Regions from separate parts of the Homo sapiens genome. Here region 1 is linked to region 2. The links are chromatin loops, found by intact Hi-C in ENCODE. Cell type or tissue: heart right ventricle. All regions are shown on one strand. Region 1 overlaps KDM3A (lysine demethylase 3A). Region 2 overlaps RNF103-CHMP3 (RNF103-CHMP3 readthrough).

Evidence for each region. Hi-C counts contacts between places; a loop is a spot of excess contacts. Peaks named below come from ENCODE experiments on the same cell type or tissue, not always from the same donor. Only the 100,000 strongest peaks of a DNase experiment are listed, where the experiment ranks them.
Region 1: a loop joins it to region 2, with 2.2 times the contacts of the local background. A loop is called at or near these places in 7 of 110 quality-filtered maps.

What each region holds. Positions count from the first base shown.
Region 1 is chr2:86,477,157-86,485,156 of GRCh38, forward strand. It overlaps KDM3A (lysine demethylase 3A), which reads left to right. Exons shown (of 26, transcript NM_018433.6): 13 at 721-873; 14 at 1,014-1,109; 15 at 1,452-1,579; 16 at 3,011-3,206; 17 at 4,774-4,946; 18 at 5,302-5,538; 19 at 6,831-7,002; 20 at 7,786-7,873. Among named protein-coding and RNA genes, the nearest start is that of KDM3A, 40 kb to the left of the region's middle. RefSeq lists an enhancer at 4,650-5,849. In heart right ventricle, no CTCF peak of the experiment used is centred here; a DNase peak (open chromatin) is centred at 3,115; H3K27ac peaks cover 3,370 bases.
Region 2 is chr2:86,611,226-86,619,225 of GRCh38, forward strand. The region is part of intron 3 of RNF103-CHMP3 (RNF103-CHMP3 readthrough); the gene reads right to left. RNF103 (ring finger protein 103) reads right to left here. Exons shown (of 4, transcript NM_005667.4): 3 at 934-1,049. CHMP3-AS1 (CHMP3 and RNF103 antisense RNA 1) reads left to right here. Exons shown (of 6, transcript NR_183901.1): 6 at 5,951-6,224. Among named protein-coding and RNA genes, the nearest start is that of RNF103, 8.6 kb to the right of the region's middle. RefSeq lists a silencer at 6,067-6,116. In heart right ventricle, no CTCF peak of the experiment used is centred here; no DNase peak of the experiment used is centred here; H3K27ac peaks cover 1,363 bases.

The DNA.
Region 1 (8,000 bases), 130 kb before region 2:
ACAGAAAATGCTGCTTTGTGGAATCCCCGGTCGTGCCTTAATCTGCTGGATGTTTGGTTAGTGTGAGTTAGTCCTGGGTGCCTGCATCATTCCTGGCACTGGCTAAATCGAATTTCTGACTGACTGGTGAAGAAACTGATCTTGGACCATTGTGCCTGCACAAAGTTAATGTGCAACTCCCTCCAGGCCCCCTGAGAACCTTGGAGTTTTTAATGGGCAGTCTGAGTGGATGTAGGGTATCTGAATAACCTGATACTCAGTGCAGATTACTGGGTTTGTGGATCTGAGTAAATTTTTCTTTTTTCCTTTGGAGAAAGCCTGGAACATGCTGCCTTTAAATTCTGAAAGGGACTCATGACTCAGAGGTTAAGAACCACTGTTGTGTGATAACCTGTGTCTGAGCTCCAACTTGTGTAACTACTGCTGCACAGTCTGAATAGGGATTCTGCTTGGAGTTCATTCTCCTAGAGGGAGGTGAGACTGTGCCTGAATACATAAAGTGAGAAGAGGCATGAATCTGAAGTACAAATTCAAGTTACTAGGAGTGCTGAGGGGATCCAGGAACACTTCATGGGGTGGAGGACAGCATTTGCAATGAAGCCTGAACAAAGTTAATTTGAAGTCTAGTCACAGGGAGGAATGACAATAACCCCTACCTTTCGTTTTTGGTTTCAGAAGCCCTCTCCTTCCAAAGACTAAGTGATTTACTGATTTTTGCAGGACAGGTTGCTTGGAAGCGAGCTGTCAAAGGTGTTCGAGAAATGTGTGATGTGTGCGACACCACCATCTTCAACCTGCACTGGGTGTGTCCTCGGTGTGGGTTTGGAGTATGTGTGGACTGCTACCGGATGAAGAGAAAGAATTGCCAACAGGGTGAGAACCGATTTGATTCTCCTCCAGCCCCTCTACACAGTTAAATCAAGTGTTTTTGTTGATTTGTGTTTGGCGGGTTTCTTGAAGCATGTGGAGACAGAGTCTGTAAAGAACAGTTACTACAAATCAGTTATTTGCAGGTGCTGCTTACAAGACTTTCTCTTGGCTAAAATGTGTGAAGAGTCAGATACATGAACCAGAGAACTTAATGCCCACACAGATCATTCCTGGAAAAGGTATTTCATGTGCTGCAGTGATTTTCTTTCCCCTTGTCTTGGTTAACTCATGGGAGCTGGTAGTTTTGTTTTCCTTTATTACTCGTTAAGTTTATTTTAGTGTGTATTGTAAGTTGTCCAGAAATATATTAGATAATTCCTCCAACACTTTTCGAGTCAAGTTTTGTGGGATAGTTTTGTAGTAGAAAAGAAAATGCATTTTGGGGAAGGCCTCTGGAGCAGGATGAAAAGGAGGGAGTGGGAAAAGTAATCCTGTGGGGAATGCCAGCTTCTGCTCTGTAATGTTGAGGTTGAAAGTTCCTAATATCCTTGTTCAGATGTTTGCCTCTGCCCTTTCTTTAGCACTCTATGATGTTGGAGACATTGTTCATTCTGTAAGAGCGAAATGGGGAATAAAGGCAAACTGCCCTTGTTCAAACAGGCAATTCAAACTCTTTTCAAAGCCAGCCTCAAAGGAAGACCTAAAACAGGTATTTACTGCTTATGTTAAATTCAACATCTCTTGTAATTGTCATTTGTCTGTTTTTCAAATAACCCAAGGATTTCTATCAGTGCATTTGAAAGGAACCTGGGGATAGCTATCAAGTGGAAAGAGAGAGAGAAAGAATTCATACAGTTCATGTGACAGTTCAGAGACCCGTTCTGACTTTTCACATTACTTTCGTAGACTCTACTGTGGCCTCTTGTAGTAGGTTTTACATTTTTGTTTCTTGAAGAAGCACAAAGTTCTAAAGTAGTCTACCTAATAAGTAGCTGTCGAATTTGTAAAGGGTTTAAAAAAATTTTTTGTGTATTTTGCAGAATTAAAATTATTAAGATAAGCTTTAACATTTTTAAAATTACTAAATATATTTTGCCTGTGTTTATGCAGAGTTGAAGGAAATGATGAAATGAACCTTTAGTTGCCCATCACACAATGTAAAAAATGTTAATTTTCTCAGTCCTCATATGTCTCTCCTTGGTGGCATCCCTCTCCTCCCCACCATCACATGTACGTCTTGCTGTCCCTTCTCCCCCTCGTTCCAGTAATCAGTATGCCGCATTGTGTTTAATAATCAGAAATTTACATTTCTATAAAGCTGTGGTGTCATAAGGCAGGATGGGAGAGCAGAAGACTTGTAATATTTGGAGTCAGAACTGAATTTGAGTTCTTTTCCTTCCACGTGCTAGTTGTGTTACTTTGGCTGAAGTGAGCTGGTTTCTATGTGCTTCAGCTTCCTCATCAGTAATATAGAAATAAGAAGCAATATTGATGATTGGGCATCACAGAATTACATCACATGTAAAGAGAGGGCCTGGACCACAACAGGGGTTTGAATATTTTTTTTCCTCCTTCTTATGTATGTATAAACTCACTCTTGCCAGTTTTTAAAATTATTTTCTTCTACAGCAGTCATCTTAGATTTAATTTATGGGTTCTTTTAAGAGCTCATCACATTTTTAAAGCTAAGTCAAAATAGCATTTTCTCTTTCTCTGCATCCCATTTCCTTCTGAAATCACCGCTTTACCTTTCCTGCCTGCGTCATTTATTCGTTTTTAACCATGTTTTCTGTGCCTATCCTGAATTCTGGGATGAGTTCATAGGGGAGACAGGCACAAACTGGTCATTTTAAACCAGCATGGTACATAGAGTAATAGGGATATGTACCAGCAGGGGCTGGTGAAAGGGTGCGGGGGGTAATACCTTGCTGTGTTTAAGTTGCTGACATCTCTCCTACCTTTTAGTTATTCTCTACTAGTGCGGGATTACTGCAGCTGTGGGGATACCCAGGGCTAACTATTAGGTGGTTTTGTTCTGGATATTTATCTTACTTGTTGGTCGGCTATTAGGAGAGAAGAAAAGAAAAGGAAGCTGTCATTCTTCAGCTTATGTAAAATCGTCCTTTAATGCTTAACACAGACTTCTTTAGCTGGAGAAAAACCGACTCTTGGTGCAGTGCTCCAGCAGAATCCCTCAGTGTTGGAGCCAGCAGCTGTGGGTGGGGAAGCAGCCTCCAAGCCAGCCGGCAGCATGAAGCCTGCCTGTCCAGCCAGCACATCTCCTCTAAACTGGCTGGCCGACCTAACCAGCGGGAATGTCAACAAGGAAAACAAGGGTGAGTGTTTCCTGCTTTTGTGTTTGTTCTTGAGTATTTTAGTCCATTCGTGGAAGGACTTGAGAGAACAGTGGTTAGAAGTCGTGTGGAATGGAAAGTGCTTCTCTGGAGTCATCCTGGAACCTGCCACAAATGAAAGTGTTTTTGAAATGCAGCACCAAAGAGGAGAAATTTTGCTGCATTAAAATTTAGGGACTTCCACCTTCTGGCTGTGTTACAGAAGAGAAGAATTGCAGGCCACTTCTTTCATGCAAAGATCTGGAGCAAAATTTTAATGAATCAAATTTGACACTGTAAATGAAGGAATATTTGAATGTTAGACTACATCTGAATTTCTGGAAAAACCTTTATATAGCTTTAAAAATGTGATAAGGAGCTCTTAAAAGAACTCATAAATTAAGTCTAAGATGACTGTTGTAGAAAAAAATAATTTGAAAAGCTGGCAAGAGCACAGCTGGTGAGTTTATACATACCTTAGAAAGAGGAAAAGGAATATTCAAACTCCTGTTGTGGTCCAGGCCCTCTCTTTACATGTGATGTAATTCTGTGATGCCCAATCATCAATACTGCTCATTATTTCTGTATTACTGATGAGGAAGCTGAAGCATATAGAAACCAGCTCATTTGAGCCGAAGTAAGACAATTAGCAAGTGGCCGGAAAAGAATTCAAGTTTTTCAAGGTTTTTCCAGAAATGAAGATACAGTCTGACATTCAAAAATGTAGAAGAATCATGGGACAAGATGCAGGAAAACATTAAGTAAAATTCAGTACCTGTTAATGATTTACAAAAAACTTCTTAAATTAAGAACATTCTTAATCAAGAGTTTAAACCAAAAAACAAGACTGGAGACATCATAAATAGTCGTTGAATTTTTTTAAAAATTTGTTTTGAGTTTTTTTGAGACGGAATCTTGCTCTGTCCAGCCAGGCTGGAGTGCAGTGGCATGATCTTGGCTCACTGCAACACTGCACTCTGCCTCCCAGGTTCAAGCCATTGTCCTGCCTCAGCCTCCTAAATAGCTAGGATTATAGACGCCTGCCACCACGCCCTGCTAACATTTGTATTTTTAGTAGAAGTGGGGTTTTGCCATGTTGGCCAAGCTGGTCTTTGAGGTTTTTGTTTGTTTGGTTTTGTTTTTTTTTTTTTAAACAGTTTCTGTGTTCAAGAACAAGACAAAGGATATCTGTTTTCACTCTTTATTAAGCATTGTACTGGAAGTCCTGGTCAGTGCATTCAGGGAAAAAAAATGTGTAAAGAGAATGCTGCCAATATTTGTAGACAGTACATGCAAAAAATCCAAAAGAATCTACATTTACTAAACATTTGTCAGGGTTGCTAGATACAAAGGTCAATTTACAAAATTCCATTGTACTGGATAGTTATTGTTTTTAACATCAGTGAGGAATCGTCTAAGTAAATCATATCATTCATACTTACTCCCTAAAGTATTTTTTTTGTTTCAGTAAATAGAAAGCAAGTTCTAAAGTAATTCTGCTAGTAGAATACTAATAAGGGATTTGCCTTTCAGAATGTTTTTTCATCTGGATGTTTTGGTTTTATTTTAGAAAAACAACCAACAATGCCAATTTTAAAGAATGAAATCAAATGCCTTCCACCCCTCCCACCTTTAAGCAAATCCAGCACAGTCCTCCATACGTTTAACAGCACAATTTTGACACCCGTAAGCAACAACAATTCTGGTTTCCTCCGGAATCTCTTGAATTCTTCTACAGGAAAGGTATGTGTTTGTTTGTTGGTATTCCATGTTTTAAAGTTGAAGACAGAACAGGAAGAGAGTAGAGAAGTTGGAACTGAAAGTAGAAAGGAGACTGAATCACATACTTACCTTTGTGGGTTCAGAAGGCTGAGTCACTGGAGGATGGGTTTTATGGGACTATAGTTCTGAGCTGGGCCACTTTCTCCTGTTACCTCACTTCTATGAGTTGTCAAGTGGGGACAGGGGACGTACCTTTTTGCCTGGGGGTCCTGGCTTGGAATCTTCTGGATATGTAATCTATACTCATTATGGGAATGGAGTTTCTTGATGGTAAGGGAATGACATATTTGAGACTTTTGTTCTTTCTCCAATTCAGACAGAAAATGGACTCAAGAATACACCAAAAATCCTTGATGACATCTTTGCCTCTTTGGTGCAAAATAAGACGACTTCTGATTTATCTAAGAGGCCTCAAGGACTAACCATCAAGCCCAGCATTCTGGGCTTTGACACTCCTCACTATTGGCTTTGTGATAATCGCTTGCTGTGCTTGCAAGACCCCAACAATAAGAGCAACTGGAATGTGTTTAGGGAGTGCTGGAAACAAGGGCAGGTAATGTAGGCCTCCCATCCTCCTGCCCTATTCAGAACCCCCTTCTCAGTTCCTTTAGCAGACTTCTGACAACCCCACCCCAGGCTTTCCCCCTCCTTCACCTCCTGTTTTATTCTTTATTGTTTCAGGTGAATATAATCAGGTCAGGATGTGGCCATGGGTCTTACTTTTTAAAGCAGATGGTCCTAAGCTGGACTTTTCCAGTCAGGTTTTTGTTGCTTCCTACCAGTCCCTGTTGGGTTTTTGACGAGGGCATCCAGGCTTGGTGATTCCTATGGTAAACTTCAGCAGAGGAAGTGAGGGTGTGACTACAGGCTGATGGGATTTGGGAGATCAGACAAAATGTGCTACAAAATCATGCACCCCTCTTACCTGAATGAAAAGCCTGTGCTGAAGGCAGTTCTAGGTGGGCTAGGGCCGCGTGGTGTCACATAGTCCCCAGGTGCCTGCTTCAAAGGGCAGTGTTGTTGGATCTTAAGTGCCGGTTAATATCTTTAGGAGAATTTCTAGGCCTGCTTCTGTGCTTTCTTGTTTTGGTTCTGTTTTCTGGATCTCTGGCTTCTCTGTTTGGCCAGATAGGGTCTTTGCTAAAGGAACACTCTGCTCTTGGACAAGAATTTGGGAGAATTGCCAAACAGAAAGATGTGAGTGTTTAACCAAAAATAAATTTCCAAAATGTTTTTCTCCATCCAGTGTACTAATAGGATTTGCTCATTTAATCATATATAGACAAGAAACAAAATGATGGGCTGAATACAGTTTATCGGCAGGCTTTCTTTCTTGCTTGTCAATATTTTAATGTTAGACTATTTCACATAAAGGTTAGAGCTTCTGGGTTGTCTTAGACGGCCAAAAGATTTGGCACCCTCACACAGCCAGTAGTAGTGAGGGGTGTCACAGGCCATATTCCTGCTTGGCAATAACAGGCTCAAGTACGGTGGGGTCAGTCACCCTGTTTCACTGGTGACTGGTGTCACTGGACACTCCTTCCAGCGCTTGTCTTCTTCACAGTCCGTCTTGCTGTAAGTAATGAGATCTTACTAGGAGAGGTGATCCTTTCTCCTAGATGCTTACCCATGTAGTTTGAGAGCAAGGGTGTGTAGCAGATGAATGGTGAAGGTTGGAGGTGCTTTGGGAGCTCAGAGAACTAAGCCGAAACTGTCACATCACCATCTGAGACGGAGCACCAGCTCCATGGAAATATACCAATAGCAGTGTGAAGAGGGACTGCCTTCGGGAGTGGGGACAGAGCTGGCAGAGTTCAGACTAAAGTTTTCCTTCTCTTCATTTAGCCAGTGATGGTGTCTGGAGTGCATCATAAATTGAACTCTGAACTTTGGAAACCTGAATCCTTCAGGAAAGAGTTTGGTGAGCAGGAAGTAGACCTAGTTAATTGTAGGACCAATGAAATCATCACAGGAGCCACAGTAGGAGACTTCTGGGATGGATTTGAAGATGTTCCAAGTATGTATGAAAGATCTTTTAAGGGGGTTGGGGATGTGAAAGGAGGGGACACAGGAATGGCAGGAGTCTGAGACCCATCAGTGGCAGCCGCAGCATTTTCCAGGATTTTGGAGTTTAAAATTAACGTCTCTCCTCCCCTTCCTTGTTACAATGTTTATGCTTTTAAACACTGAGGCATTATTACCTGTTCTGTTGGTCTTTGTTGTCCCTGGACAGAACATCAGATAGGGTCAGTCTCTCTCTCTGAGCAGAATAAGTAATTTCTGTTGCATGCTGGCCTCAGAAAAATGGGTTTACTAAACACCTGTGACCCTTGATGGTTGACGTGCATTGCTGTTGGTTAGTTGGGATGCTGCTCACTTCTTCTGGAACACTGTAGAGGAGGAGCAGATTGGATCGATGACAGCTGTTGAAATACCACCTACATGCAGTGGGCAAAAGGGAGCGGCTGAATCTCCCAAGAATGAGTAGCAGCTTAATAAGCTTCTAGGAAAGACAAGGCCCTGACACAGATCCATTAGTTGGTGATCTTTATTTTGCTGCACCTTGCTGCCTCCTGGGTACAAATGGATTTTTTTACACTGCAGAAATAAAATGGTGGATAGTTGGTAGGAGGGGAAAATTAAGGAAAAGTAATATTTGTATACTAAATTTATCAGGTTATGAAAATTTTGCAGAGACATATTTTATTTGTATTGTTGAGGCATAAAATGCTAATTTGTCATTTATTTTGGTCTGTTTCTGAATTATAAATAGTAATAGTTCATTCTGTTTACCTTTCAGATCGTTTGAAAAATGAAAAAGAACCAATGGTGTTGAAACTTAAGGACTGGCCACCAGGAGAAGATTTTAGAGATATGATGCCTTCCAGGTATGATTATGAAGGTGGGGAGAGATGATTCTGTCCTTCACTTGGTAGGATAAATTCTTTTTTGAGGTAGTGAGAAAACAGTTTTCAAGAAAATAACAAAAGTTCTGTAATTATACTGCCACTGATT
Region 2 (8,000 bases):
ATGACAGCTTTGCAGGTAGATAAGGAGACTAAATGTGAGTTAAGAGATACAGGAACTTCCCTCCTATTCCCAACTCTTAGAGGAACTCTACCATCCATCTCACCCTATATTACTAGTGGGCAAAACAAGGGTTCTAAGCAGAAGAGAAGTAAATGTAAGGCTAAGGAAAGGAGGTATAGTAATGGTTTAGGAGAGTTTTCTACAATCAATGAATGAGACTAAGTTATAACTTGGTAGCAAGAGAAATGGAAAAAAAGGCATTTCAAAGAAGAAATAATGGAATAATAAAACAAGAAATAATGTGACAGACTGAATACTGGAAATGATGACAAAAAAACAAAACATAAACAAAAACACCTCTGAGGATTCTTATTTGAGAAAATGGGGGGGAAAACCGGCGAAGGACAGAAAAAAGAAAGGTAGAAGGATACATGGATGATTAAAGAAAAAGAGGATGAATCTGATTTCAGATACTAGGTTTCAGGGAAAAGAATATATCTAGGGATAGTTGCAGAGCAAATGGAAATAAGCAAAGAAATGCAAACTAGAGGTCAGAATGATAGAAGATTTATATCAGCACAGAGGTGTCACCTAAAGCCATGAATGTGCTGAGATCTCTTTGGAAAAGAAAGGTGAAATGAAAAGGACTAAAGACACAATCTTAAGAGATATCTTCAATAGAAAAAACACAGAAGAGCCAGAGAAAGGGACGGGGAGAGAGAGGGAGATAGAGGAGACAGAGAGAGATCTTAGAGTGAAAGTCATTAGCTGCCAGTTTATCAAAAACCATTAATCAAGCACCTATGTAACTAAGAGTGTGCTACACATTATAATAAGCTTTCAGTTCAAGCAGGCTTCTAGTATCATTGCCCTTTTTAAATAAGAAAGATCCTGGTCAGGACTCAAATTCTAAGAATTGCCTAATCAACTTACCTGGGATCACTGGAACAGTTAAATGTGCCTGTACGTATTCCAAATCTTGACACCTTTTTAACCATTTTCTCCCAGTGAATTTTGCCCACCAAGGGACTTCTGTCATTTGCTATGACCTATTCCCAAAAATAGAGAAAAAGAAACTTGAATTACCTAAAATGGAGTCAAGCCAACCGTTTACATCAACAATATAATTTCACTTAAAAAAAAAGATATTCTGTTCCCAGTTCTTGTTTACTGTATCATCACATTATCATTACAATTCTTATAGAAGGAGCAACTATCCAATAGGAAAAAGACTTGAAACACTGAAACGTAAATTAAACTCTCCCACACTCTGTGGCAGTTACAAAGAGAGGGAGGGAGTCAAAACTGTATTAAAAGGCTAGCCACATTCTCCACCATGTGGCCTCTTCTCTCTAATTAAGTTACACAGGAAGAAAATGGCCCTTGGAATAATTTCTCTTTGCTCTGAAAAGAAAATTTTAAACAATAATCCAAATAGAGCTTACTAAAAATTATCACATGTAGGTTCAACAAGTTCAAATTTCACTTTTTAAAAAGTATAATTATGGAGCCAAGAGTCAAACACATGTTTTCTATTAAAGGGTGCTTTGACTAAATCAATAAATACTACTAGTTCTATGGCTTTTTGCTTAATCATGAACGGCTCTAACATACAATAAGAATTACCATTCTTCTTATTCATTCTTTAATGTAATGAATTTTACATTATTGAACTTGTACTTCAAATTTGCAAGAGCTTTCAAACACAATTAGGATTAGGAAAAGCAAAAGATTCTTAAGAAAAGAAAAAGAGGCCAGGTGTGGTGGCTCACGCCTGTAATCCCAACATGTTGGGAGGCCGAGGCAGATGCATCACTTGAGTCGAAGAGTTCAAGACCAGCCTGGCCAACATGGCAAAACCCCGTCTCTACTAGAAATACAAAAATTAGCCAGGCATGGTGGCAGGCACCTATAGTCCCAGCTGCTCAGAAGGCTGAAGCATGAGAATCACTTGAACCTGTGAGGTGGAGGTTGCAGTGAGTAGAGGTTGCACCACTGCAATCCAGCCTGGGTGACAGAGCAAGACCTTCAAAATATGTCAAGACTTCTCTTATAAGTGTCAGCCTTTCTAATCATTACCACCTTTTCCCTTTATCTCCTAATCTTCCTGCCTTTAATGAAGGCAGAATTTCAATGCAGATACCAGTAAAAACCAAAAAACATTAAAAACAAGACCATAAAAATAACTAAATGGGAAGTTAAAGGAAAGCCAAAAATGTCTAAAGTCATCATGAAACCATCTGTTTAAGTCCAGGGTATATAGGCCAAGTTTATTTTCATAAATGTTATATTTCTGATACTATACAATTCAAAATTACAACATAATACTCTGGGGGCCTCTACTCTTTCTGGGAGGAAGGACCATTTTCACACTCACAAAGCCTCCAGGAAGTGAAGTTGCAGGTGGGTGTGTAAAATGAGTGCTGACAGTCAACTCCTTGGGAGACGCAAGAGGTGGTGCAGCCACCTCATCTGTGGCCTCTGTGCTAGAACGTCTAACAAATGTCAGAGGGCAGCAGAAGAAACAGCACATTGTGATGACAAGTGACTTGAAGTTCACTTTATGTGCCAAATAACCTCTGTGACACTCCACTACCATCCTCATACTTACCGAGACACACGTGCATACATAACATCTTATCACATAAGTTTGAAGCTTAATGAATACATATACACAATTTAGGGCATTAAGCAAATGGTTTTGATATTACATTTTTTTTTAAGGGACAGGGTCTCACTCTGTTCCCCAGGCTGAAGTGCAATGGCTCAATCATGGCTCACTGCAGCCTCAAATACCTGGCCTCAGGGTTCCTTCTGCCTCGGCCTCCCAAGTGTTGGAATTACAGGCATGAACCACTGCACCCAACCATGGTTTTGATAGTACTTTTTAATGAAAATAAGTGGTCTTATTGAGGCAGATACAATTTATTCAAATACTCAGACAGCTGAAGTAACCAGGAAGAAGGCAATCTGGGGACATGCACTTAATAGGTGAAAGCTCTTTTGAAGGATGCTCACACGTTTCCCTACCCAGTAAGTCCCTAGCTTTACATTTTTCTCTGGTCCAAAAGTACTTTATAAGTTTTACCTAGAAGGCCAGGTACAGTGGCTCATGCCTTTAATCCCAGCACTTTTGGAGGCTGAGGCTGGTGGATCATTTGAGGTCAGGAGTTCAAGACCAGCCTGGCCAACATGGCGAAACCCCGCCTCTATTAAAAAAAACAAAAATTTGCCGGGCGTGGTGGTGCACACCTGTAATCCTAGCTACTTGGGAGGCTGAGGCAGCAGAATCGCTTGAACCTGGGAAGCAGAGGTTGCAGTGAGCCGAGATTATGCCACTGCACTCCAGCCTGGGTAACAGAGCAAGACTCCATCTCAAAAAAAAGAGAGAAAAAAAAGTTGTACCTAGAAAATTAGGAAGATCAAGCAAAGCAGGCGCCTATTGCCTCTTGTTCTTTATTTTATTTTATTTTTATTGCTACCACTCAAGAGTCAATCTGGTAGTTCTTTTGGTCAAATAATCAAAGACAAGTTTAACTTATTTTTCAGATTCCTTAGGAAGATTAAGAAGTATCTGTGCAATCATACTACCATACTCTCTACTCTTTGCCCTCTTTTAAAAATAACTCACTTTTCAGGCATTATCCCATTTCTTGATCAAGGTTGCAAATAACCCAAACATTTCAGGTCTGTGTGCAGAATGACACTGCTCCAAGGAGTTTAGAGGTTGCCTCGCCAGTGTAAATATTTAGTTCCTAAGTCTGGAGGCATCTTTCAGTGAAGATCTTGTTCACTGCACAGGTATCTTTGAGACATGTGATAAGAGCTCCAATGTTAGGAAAAGAAGGAGGAATGAGAGGGGTTCTTCCCAGGTACCTCTTGGTTATAGCAGAGATAGTAGAAGTGAGTGAAAAGAGTTGGGAACATACCTGGGGCAGGTACAAGACAATGTTCAATGCCAGGGCCTTATTTATTCAGCAACGTGTTCTAGCATTTGGTTTTGAAGAGTTTAAGGATCCCTGACTGACAGAGCTACACAAAAATGAAAAATCTTGTAGGCATTGCATGAAAGCATTTTATATTACTTTATAGTTATATTTATGCAATTAAAAATGTGTCCAATGTCCTACATAGTTATATAATTCAACTGAAGGTTTAGCATAAATTAAATTTGGTGGAGTTTAAATTAACCAACCACTATAAAAATGCTAATATTTTCACAAAATAACTCATCTGGTTGAGTCACACAGCACAACAAAATATTCTCAGCCTAATATATATATATACATATGCCTTATATATATATATATATAATATATATACACACACACACTATGTCATACCAGTAAGAGTCCCCAATTTATAGCTCATATCCTAGAAGGATGCATGATGATTCTGAGTGGCATTCATATGGCTGGTCTCATTAAAAGGGGAGACATTTTCCTCAGCAGCTCAGGAAGGAACACTGTATGTGGGGAACATTTTTAAAGACTACAAAAAAACTGGACAAAGTACAGCTTGAGTTCCAGGTGTGGAACAGACCTGGCAATACAGGCTAGAAGTGAAGCAATCTTTCCATTCCCTTTCCCAGGGTATCTGCCTCTGGCATCCCCACACTTGCTCACCACTGTAGTCCCTGCAGCTAATACAGTGCCCAACTCATATGGGTGCTCAATAAGTATTTATGTCAAACCAAACAATTTCAGCTTCTTACAGTTTAATAACTCATTCTTCTAGTTCTGATTACACAGAGTCTCTAAAGGAAACTCTTAAGCTTTTGATTTCTGTTATAATCAAAGTCCCTTCCCCAGCAACCTGTACCAAGATGTTTTCTGGACAAACAGTGGCATAAATGGTACCCTGCTAAGCAACTGCATATTAATGTTCTTGACCTCAGTCAGACATAAAGATGTTTAATTCAGTGCATTTTAAAATGCCCATTATTTAGAGGTGAGGTTTATTACTGATCAAACCATGTGGCATACCCCTTTTAATACTGTTAATCTCCATACAACGACATCCAGGTTTAGTTAAGTAACATAACTCCCTGGAACAATGAGAGTATTGTGCTATGATATTTTCTGCATTCTCAGTATTTCATTATAATAGGGAGTCTCTACTTTCAAAATCATAAGCCAACCTAGTATATACATGCAAACTATATAAAACCATTAAGAGTAAGGACAAGTGATTGACAAAAAACAGTGGTCTTTTAATTTTTTTGTATTCTTACATAGAATTTATAAAATTTTTTACCAATACAAAATATAAGATAAAGTGGCTTGCTATGTGCTTCACCTCCATAGCAGTATCAAGAAAGAAATACGTAATTTAGAATCTCCTCGAACAAAACTTTTGTCTAGGAGCAAAGATAAACAAGTTTAAAATCAGCTATTAACTCTTGTCAGCCAAACAGGAAATATATTGATGTAATACTTCAGTAAATATTGACCCAAAGCTTTATTTTAAATCATATGATGCTTCTCACTGCTACCTCAATTCCAGTGACTTTAAATTCCATATGATGTAACACAGCCAGTAGGGAACAAATATGTCCTTCTTTGAACTATGACAAAAGTCAAAACGGAGAAACAGAAATGTTAGGAGGAGGATAAATCCATAAAACCCATAAATTATGCTAACTTCTCCACTTCAGAAGCCTATCCACTGTGCCATCTGCCTCTCTGACCAAGGGTCTTTTGAAAGAAAAGTAACCATCTTCTATTTGTAATGCTATGAAGACTGGGGCCAAAGAATCCACAAAACTGTTAAATGAATAGCTAATGAAAGATATGAGCTTGGGTTAGGGACAAAGGAGAAAAACAATGTTAGGAATAACTTAGAAAAAAGAGCACTTGGTTCTACATGTATTTCATAGTGTGTCATTGGTAAAGATGTCATATGTATGTTGCTACCTTGAAAACTAAAATAAATTCTGTTCACATTACAGAGACTATACGTAACATGGACCTGGAAAAGCTTAAAAATATGAAGAGGATTGAACTGGCTGCCATCTGTGCATCTTCATTTATGAAAACACTCCTCATAGACTTAAAACAAATGACAGAGAACAAATTAGTCAGCTTCTTCTAAAATACAGTGGTCTCCCCTTACCCTCAGTTTCACTTTCTGCAGTCAACTGCAGTCCGAAAATACTACATACAATTAGATATTCGGAGAGAGAGACACCACATTTACATAAATGTTATTTCAGTATACTGTTATAATTGTTCTATTTTTATTAGTTGTTGTTGTTACTGTGCCTAACTTACACATTAAACTTTATCACAGGTATGTATGTATAGGAAAAAACATAGACTATATAGGATTTGGTACTATCCACGGTTTCAGGCATCCACTGGGGGTCTTGGAACGCATCCCCCTCAGATAAGGGGGGACTACTGTAAACAGAAAATAACAACAATTCAAATTGTTAAAAACAATTCTTGAAAGTTATCCTTTACAATAGATTAATATATATGATCTGAGCTGAAAGAATGGCAAGCAATGGAGACAATATTTCTCTTCTGTTTCTAGTAGATATTTTCAATTTTAAGCATAGTTTTAAAAAGTACAACCCTCTTTTAAGGGCTTAAACCAAGGTGGCTGTGCTGATTGGCTTAGCTGGCTAGTTCACAGTGCCAAGGACAGGGTTTCAATCTCATTCTTCTCAGTTGTCCTGCCAGAGATTGTTCTTTCAGACCAGGCCAGCCATTTGACAGATGTAAGCCACTGGCCTCAAGGAACACAAGCCAGACAGTGGTGGTCAATGCAAACCTTGAGCATCACTGGAAAAATTAAGCAGGTGTCCTACTGCATTATTTCCATACATAGAAAAACCACAGAAATACATTCTATTTTTAAAGAGTTGTTTTTCAACTATTAATACCTATAAGGTTTAAAAATATTTTCAGAGAAAAAAAATTTAGCAACTAGAATTTATAATGCTACCATTTACTATCATTATTTGTCCTTCACTTCATTTGTCACCTTACCAGAGAATTCCTTGCCACTCTCATCTCCTTAATCTGCTTATTTTTCTTCTTACTACTTTCCACTAACTGATGTTATATTAAATATTTATTTATTTGGTGTCTGCCTCTCCCAACTAGAATGTGAGCTGCCTGACAGAGCAAGGCCTTAGCTTGGTGTGTGTTTCTGGTATATCTTCAGGGCCCAGAACAGGGCCTGGCACACCCACAACTGAATAAACTTTTGATGAATTCTGTCACATATTTATTACAGGAGCTTAATTCATGGATATCTTTAACAGGACATCAAAAACAGTAGATCATTTACAAGCCAAGAACATACTGCTAACTATTGAACCAGAATGTATTTGTTGTCTATAGGCAGCAGCCTATATAGCAAAAGAACTCAAGACTTTTGACATAGCCCTTCCAAGTTTCAAAGGTGTGCAACATCTTCACCATTTATTTCCATGGGATCATTCAATGTGGGTGACATTTAGACACTGAAAGCAGGGCAGTGGGACTGGCTATTCAATTCATCCTCAGTAATAAAATCTAAAATTATCAAAACCAGTGTCTTTCTCAATCAGACTATTAGAAATAAGTACCAGAGAAAAGAAACAGAATAACAATATACTTATACATTAAAGCTTTAAAAAAGCTCCACCTTATTTTTCAACTCCAACTGACACAGAAATAAACTAAAATTTAAATAGATAATGTATAGACTACACTCATACTCTCACATTCTCTCCCATTGCTGAACTTAAAAATTACTGAATTAGATTATCCGGAAGGTAAAAGGACAAATGCAATAGGAAGGATACAATAAAGAAAGGCCATGGATGAACAATGTAAATCTCTGGAAGAATTCCCAAACCTCAACCCTTTAGCACAGTGGACTACAGTACCATTTTATCCTTTTTAGATGTATATGTATTTATTTGAGGCCACGTGCAACAGAAAAATATACCTATTTACAATCATACTGCTAGTCAGTGACAGTACCAGACCTGTAACAGCGACAGT